Regions from separate parts of the Mus musculus genome. Here region 2 is linked to region 1. A link is a loop called in an ENCODE intact Hi-C map of the cell type or tissue named here. Cell type or tissue: left cerebral cortex. All regions are shown on one strand. Each heading gives the region's core, and the rest is flanking DNA. Links, peaks and the distances in the headings are about the cores only. Region 1 overlaps Rfx4 (regulatory factor X, 4 (influences HLA class II expression)). Region 2 holds the start of Rfx4 (regulatory factor X, 4 (influences HLA class II expression)).

Region 1 (9,362 bases), core at 692-8,691:
AGCATTTGGAGATGCTTGCCCACTCGGGCCAGCAAAAGGATGCCTTCTGTGGGAGCTGGGGAGCAACAGCTCAGGAAAATCCTATTATTTTGCATTTATTTAAGTGTGTGTTCACGCTCATGTGTGTGCACACATATGCATAGGCATGCTGTTGCACACATGTAGAAGTCAAAGAAAAACTTGAAGGAACTGGTTCTCTCTCTCTCTCTCTCTCTCTCTCTCTCTCTCCCATGTGGGTCCCCGGGGATTGAACTCATGCTGTCAGACTTGCCTGTGAGAGGCTTTACTGGCTGAGTCTACTTTCCAGGCCTAGTAACAGCTTAATTTGGGGTTGGGGGGAACCCCATTATGGATGGACCTTGAAACCAGAGTGTATTTTGGGGATGGAGAAAAGAGAGAAAGCCTTAGACCCAAGAAGCAGCTAAGGGGCAGTAGGATCCAGTGTGGAAACCCTAGGCACCATTTTCAGACTCCACATGAAAACCATGTGCTCCGGGCCTCAGATCCACTTTCTTCCTGGATATTACCAGACTCAGAGACCTCTTCCCGTGGTGACCGTCCACACCACCCTGGCCCAGGACCAGACACTTACTCTGCCCCGTCTCACCTGTCCGTTGCCTGTCAGACCGTGACCCCTGACCTCCATGGCTGTCCCTGACTTTCCTCTGCTTTCACCCACTCTTGTCTCTCAGTGACCAGTTAGTTCTTGCTCTCTCTACGACCCTCCCCCCCCGACCCTGCCCTCCTCCCCATACAGCTGGCATAAACGACAGCATGGTTGCCGTTTTTTGCTGTCTGCACAAGCCACGTAGCTTCCTTAGCAGAATCAAGGAAGCACCTTCCTCTAGTCCCAAGGCTAAACCCTTCATTCAGCCTTTCCGACTTTCCAGGGACACTGAATGACTGTCCCTTCTCTAGTGAATTCAGCTCTCCCTCTAGGTGGGACCATTCCTCCTGTGCTTTGGCCACATTCAAGAATAACTCACTTTGCAAAAAGGAAACTTCTTTTGTTATTTGAAAAAGAAAGGCAGGTTTCTAACTACTCCTCCTGTCCATCCTCTTAAACTTATTGCCTCTTATTGTTTGATTGGTTGGTTGGTTGGTTGGTTGATTGGCTTGAATTTGGTTTCTCGGGGTGGAGATGTTTTGTTGTTGTTGTTATTGTTGTTTGAGACAGGGAGGGTTCCACCATGTAGCCCTGGCTACCCTGGAACTTGCAATGTAGACCAGGCTGGTCTTGAACTCAAAGAAACCCACCTGCCTCTGCCTCCTGAATGCTGGACTAAGGGTGTGTGCCACACACAGCCTTCACGCTTCCTCTCAGGGTATATTACCTTTCAGAGCTACCTCCCTTGCTAGTCTCTCCTTCCCCAGATCCTTGTGTGGCATCTATCATTATTTTCTTTGTTCTATGGTTCAAAGTCACCTCCCTAGAGAATCCTGACCATCCATCCACCTTAATTAACCCTTTCCCACATGACTGTCCGTTGCTGCTCCCATTTTGTTCCCTTCAGTTTTGATAGTTTATGTGTGTGGGTGTTCTGCATGCATGTGTGTCTCTGTACCACATACATGCAATGCCTACAGAGGCCAGAAGAAGGCAATGGAGTTGCAGTGGGTTGTGAGCCAACATGTGGGTGCTAGGAATTGAACCCAGGTCCTGTGGAAGAGCAGCCAGGACTACTTAACTGCTGAGCCATCTCTCCATCCTACAATCTGATGATTTTTAAATGTAATTCAGTACTGCATGAATTTAGCACTAAGTTTGTTTACTTATGTCCTACCAGCCCCCACCCCACCCCTCCCTCACTAGATGTAGAATTCCAGGAGGGCAGGTGCTCACTTTTTATCACTTTATTTCCCATGGCAATCAATAAATACCTAATGAAAGTGGGATGAGCAGGGGAAACTTTAAAAATAATGGAAGGGCAAGGGAGATGGCTCTGTGGGCAAAGGGCAAGGTGTATAAACACGAGGACCTGAGTGTGATCTCCAGGGCCCTACATGAAGCTGGATATGGTAGTGCACATCTGTAACCCCAGTGCTTCTAATGGCAAGATGGGAGGTGGAGACAGGGGGACCCCGGGAAGCCTGTGGGATTGCCAGTCCATTGTCCACAGCACTGAACAACAGGGAACCAACAGAGGTTGTCCACTGCACTCCACGTGTGTGCCGTAACACTCATACATGCTGCTCACATATGCATGCATGCGCGCGTGCGCGTGCAAACACACACACACACACACACACACACACACACGTAAGTAAATAACTAGCTCTTGTTGTGTCGCCTGTATGCAGTGACCGTCACAGCGTCATTCTTCTGCTCCATGGCCACTTCTTCAGCTACCCAGCTGCTTCGCTGCCTTCTTCGTTCTCATGTGTCCCATCCCCTAGGCGGCAAGCTCCGCCTAAGCAGCAGAGCCATGAGGTCATCTGGCTTTCAGGCTTGCCCAGCGTGGTGGCAGCTGCTCCACTGTGACCTTGTCCTTCTCTGGGAAAATCCTGGCTTTCCTCAGGATCAGTGGCCACTTCTTTTAGCTTCTCCTCGACCAGAGCTTGGTGCCCTCTACCTGACCATTACAGCTCCAGATCCAGAGGATTGGAGCCCTCTTCTGAATTCTTCTTCAGACTTCCGTGGGCAGGCGCCAGGCGCGCGCGCACACGCGCGCACACACACACACACACACACACACACACACACACACAGAGTGCATATACATTCAGGCAAAACACTCAGACACATTAAATAAACAAACAAACAAAGTCATATCATATCATATCACTCTTCTGTAATTTATCCATGCCCACAGACCAATCGCTACCTACACTGCACATATTTCCACACAGGGGGCTGTAGAATGCCAAGCCTACTGTGGATAGGAAACCCTGCTCACAGGTCTCAAAGGAAGTATGCCCCAAATACAACCCTGTTTTCCCTCTCAGACACATGCCTTTTCTTATATTTCCTATTTCAGAATAAAATTCTACTTTCCATGAAGTTTTTTTTTTTTTTTGAAGGACTTTAAATTCTTTACTATTCTTTTTAATCTGAGGGCTTGCTGTACACACTTGAGCACCAGCACCCCTGGAGGCTAGTGACATCGGAGCCACCAGAGTTGGGGTTACATGGTGCTGCAAGCCTGATGGCGGTGCTGAGACCCCAGCTCAGATCCTCTGAGAAAGCAGGAGGCACTCAGCTCTTACACCACCTCTTCAGCCCTGAAGCTCTGTTTGTTATAAAATGTTTCCAACAAACCCCAGGTTAGGATAATAAAACAAACCTCCAAGTACTAATGCAAGCCAGCTCCAACAAGAATCAGCCCTTCACCAGTTTAATTTACTACCTGCCTTTTTTTGGGGGGGGCCTTTTAACAAATCCATGACATTATTTACCCCTAAGAACTTACTGTGCAAATTTCACAAGGTTTAAATATGTGTGTCTATGTATACATTCACACGTATGCACTTATTTAAAATCTCCAGGTCCTTAGGATAGCCGACGTAATGAATTGTAATTCCTTGTGGCATATAAAGTTCGGGGGGAATTCCAATTTCCCAGTTCTCTTAAAGGCATCCTTTAGTTTATTCAAATTAATGATATGCACGTCATATGTAAGACATAACATCCAATCTCCCAAGCTTCCTCGATTCCGCGGTGAGCCTCTCATCTCTTGGCATCCTGGAACAGGTTCTGGGGATATCCCACACTGCTGAGATCCATCTCTCCCTGGAGTGCTGTTTATTCTGTTCACCTCTCCTGTGTGCTTCCTGCAAGGACTTCAGGCTTGATCCAGTGTGGTCACACTTTCTGTTTAGTCCAGGAAACCTTGCAAGTGAGCGCATCGACCAGGAAGCTGCCCATGACTCAGCATTCATCTGTTAGTGTGCCCGTTAGATGTGCCACCATAGACTCTTGTCCTTTTTAGCAAGGGCTGCAGATCTGTACCTCCAAATGACGTCCCAAGGGCATCCCATATACTCCCTTTTCTTCCAGCTCAGTTGGCCACCGTCTCTCACCTGGGCTCCAACATTAACTTCCCAAGGACGCCTTGCTTACTGTCTACCTCCATCTCAGCACAAGGTGCAGGGACTATTTCTCTCAGACATTCATGGTTAGAAGTCCTCATTGCCTTCCTCTGTCCTGAGAATGAAACCCCAAATCCTCATCCCAGTCCTCAAGGCACACACACACTCTGGCCCCACTTGCTCTGCGTTAGGTCCCACTGGTCTCTGTCCAGTTGGTCCCTTCCACCCACGACCTTTGTCCTTCAAGTGCTTTGCATCAGGAATGCCTCCTTTCCAAGTCACGGGCAGGCTCAGCTCCTCCTCATCCCTCTCATCTCAGACTGGTCGTTACTTTTGTAAAAAACCAACTGTGGTTGTGCTGGTCAGGTCGTTCTGTAATAAATAGCTTATGTACTCATGTGATTAACGCGCATCTTTCACTACACCCTATGGTCTCGGGGCAGAGGTCAAGGGCTCCGTCTGTTTTGCTTATCACTTTATCCTCAGCACCAGGCAGAGTCAGCATTCGAGAAGCGTTTGTTAGATGTAATGAATAAATAAATGTCTCTCGATCCTCAGACAATCTTCACAAGGCCCTGCCCAGGTCCCCTTCCCTCTGTCCAGCGATCTCTGCTTGTAGCTGCTCGCACACAGTCCCTGGCTTGCTCCACTTTGGCAGCACTGCACCCTTCATGTCTTTCTAGCACCCCAAGCCCTTGCCCACTTCGCACACGCTTGTCCCTCTACCCTATGCTCTTGCCCTAGATAATGGCGCAACACCCGTCCCCTTCCAACCGCTGATCACCTTGACTGCGGTATTTCAAGTCACTGGTCTCTCCATATCTGAGATCCCTGTGCCGTCTCAACACTCAATCCTACCGTGTGACAGAAAACAAAAACCACTCTGGCTTCTGGGATGAAAACTAAGGAAAGGAGGTGCTGTCAGGATGGAACAGGGATCTTTGGACATTGTAATAAGCTGGCACAAGTGAGGCCTGACCAAGAGTGGGAGCAGGATTGGTGCACTCAAGTCAAATGAGAATGATCTAGAGGCAGATCCAGAGGTGTTCCTGAGGAATGGAGGTGTGTGGCTGAGGAGGAAAGTGGGTCTTCCTGAAGGAAAGTGGAGCCAGGCAGCTTGCCTCGCCAGGGCCTGGCCCACAGAGGTGCCTCCTTAGCTCTGACGGGAGGACAAACCCCAGGCATTCGGGGTGTCATAAAGGCAAGCCCACACGGCTTGTCACCCACAGACTGGAGCTGGATTCTAAGTAGGACAAATTCTCAGAATCCATGGCTGCTCTCCACGGAGGGCCAGGCTTTAAAGAAGCGCTGGGTGGCTGCCCAGTGGCAGGGAGGGCAGCCTGCCATCCTCCGAGCATGCACTGCTGTCTCTGGCACGCAGCCAGAGCTGGGAGCTGGCCTTTGTCTGCAGTCAGAGAGACCACAGCAGCACTGTGGAAGGGACCTCTTGCTTCGGGCAATTGTTTGCTTTTATTAAGCTGGGGAGAAAAAAGTGTGGAGGGATTCAGTCCAGAGAAACGTTCTATTTGGGGTTTAGAGTCTTTTTAACATTTTTTTCTCTTTCCCTTTCTCTGTCGCTCTCTCTTGCTCTCTGTCTCTCTCTCTGTCTCTCCTTCTCCCCCTTCTGCCTCTGTGTGTGCCTGTCTGTGTGTGTGTTTGTGTCTCTCTGTGTGTGCATGTGTATGTGTGTGCCTGTGTATATATGACTGTGTATATGTGTGTGTCTATGTGTGTGCCTGTGCTGTGTGGGCACACTCATGTGCCATGGTATACATGCTGAGGTCAGAGGGAAAGCTCAGGTGTCAGTGTCTGTCTTCTTTGTCACCTCACACTAGGCCAGCTGGCCCACAGCTTCCAGAGATGCTGCTGTTGCTGCCCTCAGTTCCTTTAAGGGCACTGAGATTGCAGGCACTTGGGCAACTGCATCCAGTAAATGGTGCTGGGCTCTAAACTTAGGGCATAAGGCTGCAGAGCAAGCGCCTGACCCACTGACCCAGTCCTCTAGCCCTGGGTCTGTAGTTTTTTAGGAGTTACCTAAACACTGTGTCTGCTTCCTCATGGTGTCCATGAGGAGGCAAGAAGCTATCTACCAATCCTGGCCACATGGTTACGAAATGCTTCTTCAATGCTGGCTATGCCACCTCACGTAGTGTCTGCCTAGGCTCTTCTTGAACCTTTTACGGTTGTGGGGCTCACCTTCCATGGCCCCTTCCTCCCCACCTCACTCCCTGGGCTGGGAGTGGGGCTCGGGCAACATTCCTGTATGGATGGATCTGACAATTGCAGGTCTCAGCCCTCTCCTGCATCTCCCTCCACCTGCAACTTGCACCCTGACACTACTCCAACTCTCTCAGGTCCCTGAGTCCCCGCCAGCTCTGATGTTGTTACAACAGCAAAGAGGTGATAATTGTAGGCACCTGCTAATGAGGGTGTGGCACAGGCACTAAACACTTCACACATACTTTCTGGTTTCATCTTCATCTCACACCTGAAAGTAGGTATCCTTATTAATCCTTCCAGGTAAGTGAGAACCAAAGCTGAAGCTCGCACTTAGGGGCATGCAGCAAGAGGCAGGAGCCAAAGTTCCAGGCAAGCTCTGCTTGACTTCTGACTGTCATGTGGTCTCATACTTCACCAGCCCTAATGCCTCTGACTTTCATTTAGCATCTCTGACCTTGGTCCTTGGTCTTTGAACTTTTTGTTATCCCCTTGCCAATCTAACACACACACATACACACATGTACACACACATACACACATGCAGACACAAACACATACACACATACACACACACACACATTAATACACATACATATATGCACACACACACCTTCTTTTGTACCTTCTTTCCTTCTTTTGCTATATCGGTTGATAATACTGTCAGTAGTTCTGCCACAATCACCTGGAAGAGGTGAGCAAAACAACTGTGAGGCTGACATACCTTTCTTGAAAATATATGTGCCCGATACCTGTGCATGGAGACTGTAGCTGGGATGAGGAGGAAGGCCTGAGCCAGTGAGCAGGAAGCTGAACCTCAACCTGGCCTGGTCTATGAGTGACAATTTCTGTTTCCAACCCAACCAAGCAGAAGGGCCTTGAGTACTCGGGCAAGCTGAGAAAAAAAGTGAATGTATAAAACCAAAAAGTTGGCCATCAGATGAACCCTGATCTTTGATGTGACTCTGCCCTCTTAGTTTAATGAGAAAGGACCAAATTTGTAAGTCTGAGATCATACCAGCAGTAGTCTGTGATTTTTTTAAAAAGTTTCCAAAGGTTTATTGTAAACTTGGTGCAACAAGCATGATTTGAGACATGTTTGTTTGTTTGCTCGTCTGTTTGAGACAAAGTAGCCCTGGCTGTTCTGGAACTCACTATGTAGTTCAGAGTTGACCTGGAACTCACAGAGTTCCTCCTGCCTCTGCCTCCTGAATGCTGGGATTAGAGGCATGCTCCACCACACCCAATTGTGTTGTAGATAACGCTATTCTCCAGGGCCAAGCATCGTGGCTAGCACATTATAGCTATTGATGTAAACATTAGTTTGGTGAATGAATGAATGACCTCTGGCTAAGGCAGAAGGTCATCTCAGCTCTTAAGCGTCACCTGCCACCTCTGTAGAGAGAAACTTACCACCAACAGGAAAGCAAGGATTAAAAAACTAAGACTCAAGCGACTGTAGAAGTTACATAGGGAGGACCTGCAGCCGAGGCAGAAAGATTGGGAGAGAAAAGAAAAGTCCAACAAGCAGATTTCTAAACTAAGCACACAATATTCCAGAAGAATTTGACTCTCGAGTTACATTGAAGGTAACCAGAGCAACTGCAAAGCCCAAGCCCAAGGAACTCCTGAACAGAGGGACTCAGCTCCTCACAGTGATAGTGTCTACTGTTCTAAACTCTGACAGTCAATCGTGAACTATAAAGTTGGCAGATGGACGACTCAGTAAGTGAAGAGCTTGCCATTCAAACATGAAGACCTGAGTTTGGATCCCCAGGACCCATATTAAAGCCATGTGCAGTGGCATTCACATGCAATCCTAGTACTGGGGGTGTGACTATAGGGTCACTGGGGCTTGCCTACTAGCTGGTCTGACTGAATTGGCAAGCCCTGTGTTTACCGAGAGCCCTTATCAATAACAATAAGGTGGAGAGTGGTTGAGGAAAATAGCCAACACCAGCCTCTGGCTTGCACATGCATGTGTCCACACACAAACACATACATATACAAAGATTATAAGATTTTTTAAAAAGTCAAGAAAATGAGCCTCTAAAGAGGCCACTCAATACAACCAGACAACAAAACAGTCCTTAAATTAACTGAAAGATGATTAATACTGATACAGATCTCATAGGAGAGGTGAACAGTACGCATGAACAGATGAGAAACTTCAGTGGCATATAAGAATTATTTTATAACTGGAGGCAGGAGCCAGGCTAGCTCAACAGGCAAAGGTGTTTCTTGCAAAAGCCTTGAGATCCGAGATCAACCTCCAGAGCACACATTCAAACTGGAAGGAGAGAAGCTGCATTCTCCTCCATGCCAATGCAAAACACACAAGTACATACAATAATTAATAATAATAAATATAAAAATTTAAAGAATCAAATGGTTTGTTAGACATGAAAACGAAATCAAGGTATCCTTACATTGGTTGCCAAGTTAAGAATTCATGAACTTGAGGATATTTTAATAAAAGTTAATCAACCCAAACTCAAATATAAAAATGAAGAAAACAAGAAAGACTCCCATATTAAGAGTTGTATGGGGCTGGAGAGATGACTCAGCGGTAAAGAGCACTGACTGCTATTCTAGAGGTCCTGAGTTCAATTCCCAGCATCCACATGGTGGCTCACAACCATCTGTAATGGGATTTGAAGCCCTCTTCTGGAGTGTCTGAAGACAGCAATAATGTACTCATACATAAAATAAATAAATAATTTTTAAAAAGAGTTGTATGTTGGGGGGGGGGGGTAGGGGCTGGAGAGATGGCTCAGTGGTTAAGAGCAGTAACTGCTCTTCTGAAGGTCCTGAGTTCACATCCCAGCAACCACATGGTGGCTCACAACCATCTGTAATGAGATCTGATGCCCTCTTCTGGAGTGTCTGAAGACAACTACAGTGTACTTACATCTAATAAATAAATAAATAAATCTTAAAAAAAAAAAAAAAAAAAAAAAGAGTTGTGGGTTGGGGCTTGATAGATGGCTCAGAGGTTAAGAGCACTGACTGCACTTCCAGAGGTCCTGACTTCAATTCCCATCAACCACATGGTGGCTCACAACCATCTGTAATGGGATCTGATTCACTCTTCTGGTGTGTCAGAAGACAGTGAC
Region 2 (9,362 bases), core at 955-8,954, 99 kb after region 1:
GAGCACCGGCCCCAGCAAAACCGTTCTCCCATGCCGGAGGCACTTTGCGGGGATTTTTTTTTTCTTTAAGAGACAGAGACTGTTGCTTCGACTTGCCGGTCCCTCTGAACATGGATGCTCTCTGGACTTCGCTCCAGCGACTGCTGTGAGCCTGTTGTTTGAGCCGGTTAAGAATGAAATCACTGATTTCGCGTTTCTACTGGAGCGCAACCTTACGCCAAGGGAATAGAATCGAAATGCCCAGAGGAGCGCTGGGCTCTGCAGGCTCTGGGAGGGGGGAATGAACCTTTTACATAACAAGAGAAACCCAGAAGAAAGACTAATTGGATTAATTCTCTGGAAGGGGGGCTCCTGGATCGGACCTAGGCACTTTGCTTGTCCGGAGTTTTGCATGTGAAATGTCACCTGGTGCGCCTGGAGTGACTTCTCAATTGATGCCATTAACCAAAACTCTTGATTTTGAGGTCAGGAGTGTGATCTAGGAGAGATATATATCTATCCTAGAGACGAGAGAGGAGAGGATAGGTATATTATCTATCCTAGAGATCCTAGTATGAGAGAGGAGCGCTGGAGTTTCATAACCCATTTGGGGTGTTCGCAGTTGGGATGGAAGTGGTCCGTGCTCACCCAACCACCTGATAAACCTCGAAAGTGTCCACAATTCTAAGACTCCCCTCACCAAACACCCAAAGGACTCTAGTCCTGTGGAGGGATCAAGTAATATCTCATTTAGGACATGCCAGCTTTGGGATATGAGGAAGGCCCCCGACACCGTGTACAGACCCCTTGAAAATACTCGACCGCTAATTCTGTACAAATGGGCTTAATCTGGTTAAATCCATTCACTTTTCGAGCCGTGGCTCTTAGGAGGTTTTCCTTGAGTTAAAAGAATATTGAAGCAAAGGCCCTTCCTTCTCCAGAACCAGGACTGCTAGCGTGTGCAGAAGACAGACCCCAACCGGGCCTAAGCCGGGTGCCGCTCTCCAGAGAAGACCGCTTCTAGCCTCCCCGCAGGTGCTCACCCGCTAACTAAGCTGGACTTTAGAAGCTCGGGCTTCGGCTATGCTCAGGAGCTCACTGACACCCAGGAAAGCGTGAGAGTTTAACTGTACCGGAGACAGAAAAAAAAACGTACCCTGGAATGCCGCAGATACCCCTGGGCCAGCGGTCTCAGCCACCAGGTCTGCAATGTAGGCCAAGAGAGGCCTGGAACTTTCCTCCCAGTACAGAAGAACAAGGTCTGGGAAGATATCTAGATAGCTTAATCTTTTTACAACCTGCCCTAGGGGTGGGTGGAGTGGGGGCAGAGTTGACTGTGGTGTTATTTGCAAGTAAGTTAATGTGTGTCAGGGCACAGCTGAGGCCAGCAGGCACTTGTTGCTCAGCTGCAATGCCCTCACATTCTCTCAGGTTTCAGTCAAGCTGCTGCCTATGCCCAGGCTGTGGTCTTACCACCCCTCAAAATTCCAAAGCTGCGGCCCAGCAGGGATTGGAGTGGCCTGGTGGAGAGACTGAGCCTAACGGAGAGAGTAAAGTTTTTTTGAGAACCACTACATGGAAAGGACATAGAAAAAAATAACAGAATTTGAAGTGCGGCGGGTCCCCAAAGATGCTAGGCGTAGAAGTTGACCAACGGATCGCCTGGAGAAGATGCTGGGCATTTTCGTTGTAAGAGATTCCGTGTGTTCCCTTGTGAACCGTGGCGACCCTAGTGCCTGATGTCCACCACACAGCCCTCAAACTACAGGCCGGTTCACAAAACTCAGTGTCAGGCCTCTTCATATGTTCTGCATTCTGCTCCCCCCACCCCCCTTTTGCAAGGTTACAGCCTCACTGTGGAGAGGCTAGTGAGTCGCGTCTTCGCGGCCGGGAGACTACAGTCCTAGGGGCCCATCTCTCCTAGCCCAAAGCTACTAAAGCCCCAGGACCACCGGGTTCGCCGCCGCCACTCCCTCCCTGCAGCGAGATTCCAGAAGCAAGAGCCTCCAGTGCGCGGTGAGACGCGGTACGCCGTCGCCCTCCTCCGCCTTTGGAGCGTTCGGGGCCCTCACCCCAGATCCTAAGCATACCACTACCCTAGCCAAAGCCAGGGCCGCCGCCGGGTCCGGGCGGGGCGGCTTGCTCGCAAAGCTCTTGCAAGTAGCATAAACACCTCGAGCTCGCCGCGAGCCAGCGAGCATCTTTATGCAACTTTATGTCCAAGTGAAAGCGCGCGCCTCAGAGTGCGCGCACGCGCACACACGCATTTACACTCACACACACTTCCATGCATCCACTTACACACTTAGCGCTGGACCGAAAACTTCTGCACGCTCTCCTCCTCTCCTGGGATCCCACTGTCAGGTTGCCCCGCCTGAACTTTCTGCAACTCTTTCTGAAGTGACCCCCGCCCTGTCCCTTCTCCTTCCTCCCCCCTCCAATGACCCCCCTCCAAGTCCCACCAGGACTAACCTGTGGAATCCATGTCGGGTTCCTCCAGTAACCCACAATGCATGCTCTTCCCATGGACAGCACAGACGCCCCCCAAAAGTCCTGATATTTGGGGATCCCCTGTGCTAGAGATGCCCAGGGAGGAAGGGAGGGAAGAAATAAGGAAGGAAGGGATAGCGAGAGAGAGAGGGGGAGACGGTGGGTGAGAGGGCAAAAGGATAAAAGGGGAAAAGAAAGAACTAGTGGAAAGAAAAGAGGCGAAGAAGCGAGGGAAGGAAGGAAGCTAGAGCTGAAGGAGAGAGCGAGAGAGCGAGCGAGCGAGCGAGGGGACACTCAGTAATCCAGTCGGGCAAAGCCAAACCCGTCAAAATGTTTGCGGATGTTTCATGGGAAAAAACATCATTTTATAGGAGCCCCGATGGGAGCAATGTCATTGATAGGCCAGCGGGCCTGATGAATGGCCGCTCGTCAGATGGGGCCGTGGCGAGGCGCACTGTGAAGCCCATTGTGGGCCTGTTTTGAATAAGAAAAGCCGCCTCCGAAAAGGGGGGCTCAGAGCGACGCAATCCCAGCCCTCCGACTTCCCCCTTCTATTATAGCATTAGCAACGTTTTTCTTATTTAAAGTTCCAGAGGCCTTCTCCAGCCTTAGCCCGGCACTCATTATAGACGAAATCAAAATTGGCTTAGATCTGCCCCCCTCTTCAGTCCTCCCGCGCCCGGGCCCCGCGCGGTGCAGCCATGAAGGGGGGTGCAGAGGTACCCGAGCCCTAGGAGTCTCCTGTGCGTCCACGAGTGGGCCCGACTCCTTTTTTTCTCCCCTCGAGACACGTCCCGTTTTCGCCTTGAGTTAGATTTTGAGTAGGGGCCGGGGAGTAGTGCAGAGGGGGTATGTCTTGAGTTTCTTCCACGCAGATCCGCGGACGTGCGTGGGAGTAGAAGTTGAGGAAGGGGAAAGTGAAGCCTTAGGTTCCCATAACCAGTCTGAGGGACAAGAAGGCCGCTTGGCTGCGAGGGGGTGAGAGGCTGGCTTGCGTCAACCAGAACTTTTGTACCCCTTGTCTCTCGCCCCACGGGTCTCTCCAGGTCGGCGTGCCTCGCTGTCTCGCTCTCCGTTTCTCCCTTGGCAGCCAGTCTCTTTGTCTCTCCCTAGTTCTGCGTTCTCCCTGGGTCTCTGGGACCCTCACCCCCACCCCCACCCCCGCGCCTCTTCCCATAACCCTGTATGTCAGTCTGTCTGCGTCCGGGCCCCTCCCTCTTCCCATGTCCCCCGGCTCCCCCCTCTGCCACCCTCTCGGTCCCCCACAGCCAGCAACGGAGTTGGTGAGAAGCCCCGGCGTCAGAGCTGGGGATGAGGCTTTCCCAGGGACCCCTCCCCGGCGCAGTTGAAAGTGTGGGAGGGGGAGGGGGCCGGGGCCTGTGGACCGCAAGTGGAAAGTGGGGGTGGAGGGGGGGCTCCCGTGGCCCCGGGAAAGTGGCCGCTCGCGGGCCGGCCGCGCTGTGATTAGAATATGAATGGGCTCGGCGGGCGGAAGAGAAAGGCGGATTACCCCGCTGCTTTGACCATGGACAGAGGCAGCGCCAGCGGCGCAGGGGCGGATCGCCCGAGTCCCTCCCGCCGAGCCGGGTGCGCTTCTTGCCCGCGACCCCGGGCCTGCCCACCTCGGGCCTCCGGGTAGCCCCCCGAGCCGCGCCGAGTGGGACAATGGTGGGTGAGGGGCAAGGGACTAGCACGTGCCGAGTTAAGGTCACGAGATGCAGGGAAGGGGCAGCGCGGACGGGCAGAAGGGTTCGAATCCCGGCTCTGCAGATTCCTTCATCTTTTTTGGGCCTCAGCTTCCTTATCTGTGAAATGGGAGTAACGACGTTTCTCCCCCGTTGCTCTCCTCAGGCCCTACCGGGCCTCTGTGTGTTGCCCCTTCTTGCTCAAACTGCTGCTAAATTCCAACCCGGGTTATCTCTCTTATCTCTTATCTCTCTCACACAACTATCTATCTTGTGCCCAGAAGCCCTCGGCCACCAACCCCAGGCACACAGCTTTCCCTCTCTAGCAGTGGATGAAAAGCTTTAGCGGCCTAAGGGGATAAATACTACTATCTCCTCAACCCCGTGGGTTCCAAGTGAGAGATCAATGACTGCGTCTTTTTCTAGAAGCCTCACTGGCCCTGTGGACAAAATGCCAGGGTGCATGGTCAAAGGGGAGCTCTGCCAGGTGCATCCATTGACCTGTGGGGCAGAGGTGATCTGTAGAAGGCAGGTGAGAATTTTAGGCAGAAGGTGCTAGCATTGCACTCATTAGTAGTGTGTGTGTGTGTGTGTGTGTGTGTGTGTGTGCATGTGTGTGTGAGGAGGGTGGGTGATGGGCTGCCCTCACAAAGCAAGGGTGGCAGAAAAGGACCAGGAGAAAGGGGAGCAGTGAGTCAGCCCCTACCAGCTGGTGTTTGACAAATACAACTGAGGCTGCGCAGCAGGGCTTTCCTCATCCCTGCCCTGCTTAGCCTGAGAGCAGAGAGGTTCTCTGAGCTTATATTGGAGAGACACAGGAGGGAGAAGGCATGACGCTGATTGGTTTGTGTAGCGTGTTTGTCATATGATGGAGTGAACAAACATCAAAGACTGTCAAGAAGTGACACTGGAACTTAAAAATGGTGCCATCTTTCACTTCAGGTCAGATAGGAAGAAAGAAAGAAAGAAAGAAAGAAAGAAAGAAAGAAAGAAAGAAAGAAAGAAAGAAAGAAAGAAAGAGAGAAAGAAAGAAAAAAAGAAAGAAAGAAAGAAAGAAGGAAAGAAAGAGAGGAAGGAAGAAAGAAAAGCAAGAAAGAAAACGTCTTAAAGACTGCTACCCAGGGGCTGACCTGGGTACATACATGCTGTGGCATCTTGCGCAGCTTCCTGAAAGTTTGCCATCCTTTAATAAAATGGCGTAGTTGAATACTAATAGGTACCACTGCCCCAGACCTCAGGGATACTACCTCAATTAACCCCACAACACCAAGAGCACGTTGCTGTCCCCTCTTTAGAGAGGGCAATGGGCAATCAGTATGGCCAGCCTGGGCAGTCAGAAGGGCTGTGATAACGTCCATCCTATCCTCTGGAGCACAGCTCAGAAAGGCAGTGGAGGAAGATACAGAAGCTGAGAGACTGGGGAGGGAGTGTCTGATAAGCCTGGAGAAAATGAGGACCACATCAGAAGCTGAGTTAGCCAGGCCTGGAACAGAGGCGAAGGCCAACGGGAGCGTCTGTCTGGTGTGCTATGGAACCCCGGAAGGGGTAATGGAAGGTGCTTTCTTTTGAAGGCTATGCAAAGAAATGGATCTTGCAGACATTTTGAGCATCCAGGGCTAGCAGCGCATTTGGGATCATGATGATCACAAAGTGGTGGCAGGAAGAGAGGATCTGGTTGCCGGAGAGGGTGGTGCCATGGCTAAAGGAAAGGGATGGTTGACATTGGCGCTCAGCAGCTGGGGGCAGGGCTCTGGAGACTCTGAGAAGGACCGGAAGCGGTTCTCCAGCCTTGGTGCTGACTATGTGGCCAGAAGAGAATGTGGAAGAGCATCGCCTTATCCAGGAGCTTGCCCCATTCCACTCACTGAGCAGGGCAAGGAGGATGGCGAGAGGAGGCGGCGAAGGGGTGTTGGCCTGAAATGCCCATTAAACTTGCTCATAGCCCAGCAGACTGGCAGGCCCAAGAAGACACAGATCGACAGGTTTTGTGTAGCATTGGTGGCTACTGCAGCCTCTAGGGAGGTTTACTGTGCGGCTTGGAAGCAAAGATGAGTGTGGCATCCTCTGGTGGGCTCTGCTCCTATGCTCTGGTTCCCACAGCCCTGCACTTACCAACCCTGCCCTGTCCTTATCGTTATAGGCATGATGTCAATGGGTGGTCGTGATTCACACACACTCTCTAACCTCCCTCCACTCCTACACCCTGGCTTCTGGCTCTACAGACTCTGGGTACAGTAACTGGCTTACTTCCTAAGGACTATATGGCGCAGGTTCCGGCCAGCCAGAGGCGTGCCTCACCTGCACGCATGCGCACTCCCTAGTGCTGGATTCGTGGGCTCCTGACTTGCAATAAGTGATACATGCAGCTGACTGGAATGTTATGTACTCGGCAGCCTGGAGAACTGCGTGATTCCCCAGGGGAATCTAGAGATCTGTGAGCTAAGAATAAACATTTGTCGTTATAAGCTTTGAAAGCATAGTCGTACTGTCAGAAAGGGAAAGACAGGTAACAATTGGTCTGTTATTCTGCCTTGTTTAAGAGAATAAAAGTAATATTAAGGGTTTATTAATGGGCTAAGGTTTATTGCGCATCACTATGAATATGCCATGGATCAAAGAGTTTAAATGAATTATCAGAATAATCCTGGGAGATAGGTACCACATTATACATGAGGCACAGAGGGTAAGTAACTTGCCTAACACAGCAAGAAACAGTAAAGGCATCCTTACATCCAAATAATTGTCTCGGGAAAGAATAAGCCAATATAAAAGAAGATGTCCCATGAGACTTGTCCTCTGTGGTAACCTCTCTACTATGAAGTGCCTAAGACACAGAGCTCGTGGGAAATCTACACCTTCTCTGCATATATTCCAGCTGAGACCAGTCCTTGATCCAGAGCCGCCACCCGGAGATGGACGCCACGTGACGCCCCAGAACCACCGGAAGTCAGACCCTTCCAGATATCCTGGCTACCTCACCCACATGAACATCTTCCCAAGCCGCCTGTGAAGCTCATTTCATCCCCTCAAGTCCCTCGCTGGGGTTCTGGAGCTCCATCTGTCCCCAGCAGACTTCTCCCAAAATCTCTCCCATCTCCCTTCTCTCCTGAAACCTGGCTACTCCCTGAGGCTGCCTCCTGCCCCATGGCCTCTCCAGAAGAATCTTCTCCCTCCTCATCCCTCAGACCCCAGAGTTGTGAGGTCAGGAGCCTGCCCTTCCTCACCACTGTGAAACCCATCACGTCAGCCACTTGGCCGGTGTTGGCCTGGGGCAACTATGTGAGCCTGTCTCGAAGTAAAACAAAAACAAACAAACAAACAAACAAAAAACAGTGAAGGGAGAGCTGTGGCTGCAGCTCTGAGGTGGAGCACATGCAGTACACTCTAGCCCATCAGTTCTCAACCTGGGGGTCCCGACCCCTTTGGAAATTGAACCACCTTCTCATTAAGGGTGACCATGGAAAAGCACAGATATTTACATTAGAATTCGTAACAGTAGCAAAATTACAGTTTTGAAATGGCAATAAAATAATTTAATGGTTGGGGATCAATCATCACAACTCCAGGAACTGTATTAAGGGGTTGAACATTAGGAAGAATGAGAGCCACTGCTCTCAGCCCTAGGTTCAACCCCCAGAATCCCACGTAAGTAAATAATAAATATTTTAAAGTAATAATAAGGTATAAAAGGAAGAAAACCAGCTGGGCGTGGTGGCGCATGCCTTTAATCCTAGCACTCAGGAGGCAGAGGCAGGTGGATCTCTGAGTTCGAGGCCAGCCTGGTCTACAAAGTGAGTTCCAGGACAGCCAGGGCTACACAGAGAAACCCTGTCTCGAAAAAAAAAAAAACAAAAAAAACAAAAAAAAAAGAAGAAAGAAAGAAAGAAAGAAAGAAAGAAAGAAAGAGAGAAAGAAAAAAAGGAAGAAAACCATGAACAGATCTAAGTTTCTTGAGATGTGTCCCCCAGGCTCAAACACAACCAACCTCCCAGAAGCCCTTCTTGATGCTGGGACCTTTTAATACAGTTCCTCGTAGTGTGGTGACCCCCCTAACCACAAAATGGCATTCGTTGCTACTTTGTAACTGTATTTTTTGCTACTGTTATGAACCATAATGTAAATATGTGATATTCAGGGTATTTGTTAAAAAGTCATTTGAAGTCCCCAAAGAGTCTCGACCTACAGGTTGAGAACCATGTGCCATCATCCCTGGGGAAGGACGAACTGGCTCAGTGTCACCCAGTTTTGGCAGCACTGACATCCATTGGTATGATTCCTCCAGTGTCAGCCTCCTCAATTCCAGGGACAAATGACTCTATGGGATCTCGGCCACCAGATGCTATGGGCAAGCCATCTCTGAAAACATCATTTCCAGGCATAGCACCCCAGTCCACACCTATTCCAGGAAGGCTTTATTCTTGTCGTGAGACCAGCTCTCTTAGCTGACCTGCTTAGCACACTAGTTACAATGGAGAAGTTGTCCAGGATGGAATTTGTTCACATAGGGTGAAATCCATCTGCAGGTCCCCCAGGGTGGTACAGAGCTCAGCGAAGACACAGGAACACCAACTCTTTCTAGCTCTCTACTCCAGCTTTCTTTAGAGTGCAGGTGACTCGTGGTCTTCTGGTTTGTAGCAGTCACTCGAGGGCTGCTGAAGCTCCAAGTGTCACATTCATCTTTCAGACAGGGGGAAGAGAAAGAAAAGAAGCAAGAAAGGGTAACCTTGTATCATCAGTGCTCGGCTTATTAATCTTTCCAAACACTGCACGTCTTGGTTAGTTTTATCTGAAAGGCATCCTAAAAGACTGCTGCTTCATTTAGCCAATCACACGGGCCCTTTGAACTAACTGGGAAGAGGGCCTTGTATGTTATTAGACGCGTTCTCACGACCGGCCAGGAAGAACACCACAGACCAGAATCTTCTGCGGCAAAGCTTTATTCTTACATCTTCAGGAAAAGAGAGCAAGAAGCAAGAGAGAGAGAAAAGCAAGAGAGAGAGAAAAGCAAGAGAGCGAAAAAGCAAGAGAGAGAGCGAGAGACAAGAGAGAGAGAAAACGAAAACCCCGTCCCTCTTAAGGAGCATTCTCCTTCGCCTCGGACGTGTCACTCCTTGATTGGCTGCAGCCCATCGGCCGAGTTGACGTCACGGGGAAGGCAGAGCACAAGTAGTCATAAGATACCCTTGGCACATGCGCAGATTATTTGTT

What was found. Peaks named below come from ENCODE experiments on the same cell type or tissue, not always from the same donor. Only the 100,000 strongest peaks of a DNase experiment are listed, where the experiment ranks them.
Region 2: a loop joins it to region 1, with 1.9 times the contacts of the local background. A loop is called at or near these places in 2 of 42 quality-filtered maps.

The regions. Positions count from the first base shown.
Region 1 is chr10:84,848,748-84,858,109 of GRCm38, reverse strand. All of the region lies in intron 8 of Rfx4 (regulatory factor X, 4 (influences HLA class II expression)), which reads right to left. The region is part of intron 2 of Gm40728 (a long non-coding RNA gene); the gene reads left to right. Among named protein-coding and RNA genes, the nearest start is that of Gm40728, 9.9 kb to the left of the region's middle. In left cerebral cortex, for the core only: no CTCF peak of the experiment used is centred there; a DNase peak (open chromatin) is centred at 5,355; H3K27ac peaks cover 695 bases.
Region 2 is chr10:84,749,603-84,758,964 of GRCm38, reverse strand. It overlaps Rfx4 (regulatory factor X, 4 (influences HLA class II expression)), which reads right to left and starts at 2,917. Exons shown (of 18, transcript NM_001024918.1): 1 at 2,452-2,917. The coding sequence starts at 2,494. In left cerebral cortex, for the core only: no CTCF peak of the experiment used is centred there; DNase peaks (open chromatin) are centred at 3,415, 3,776, 3,933, 4,178 and 2 more places; H3K4me3 peaks cover 2,626 bases; H3K27ac peaks cover 1,503 bases.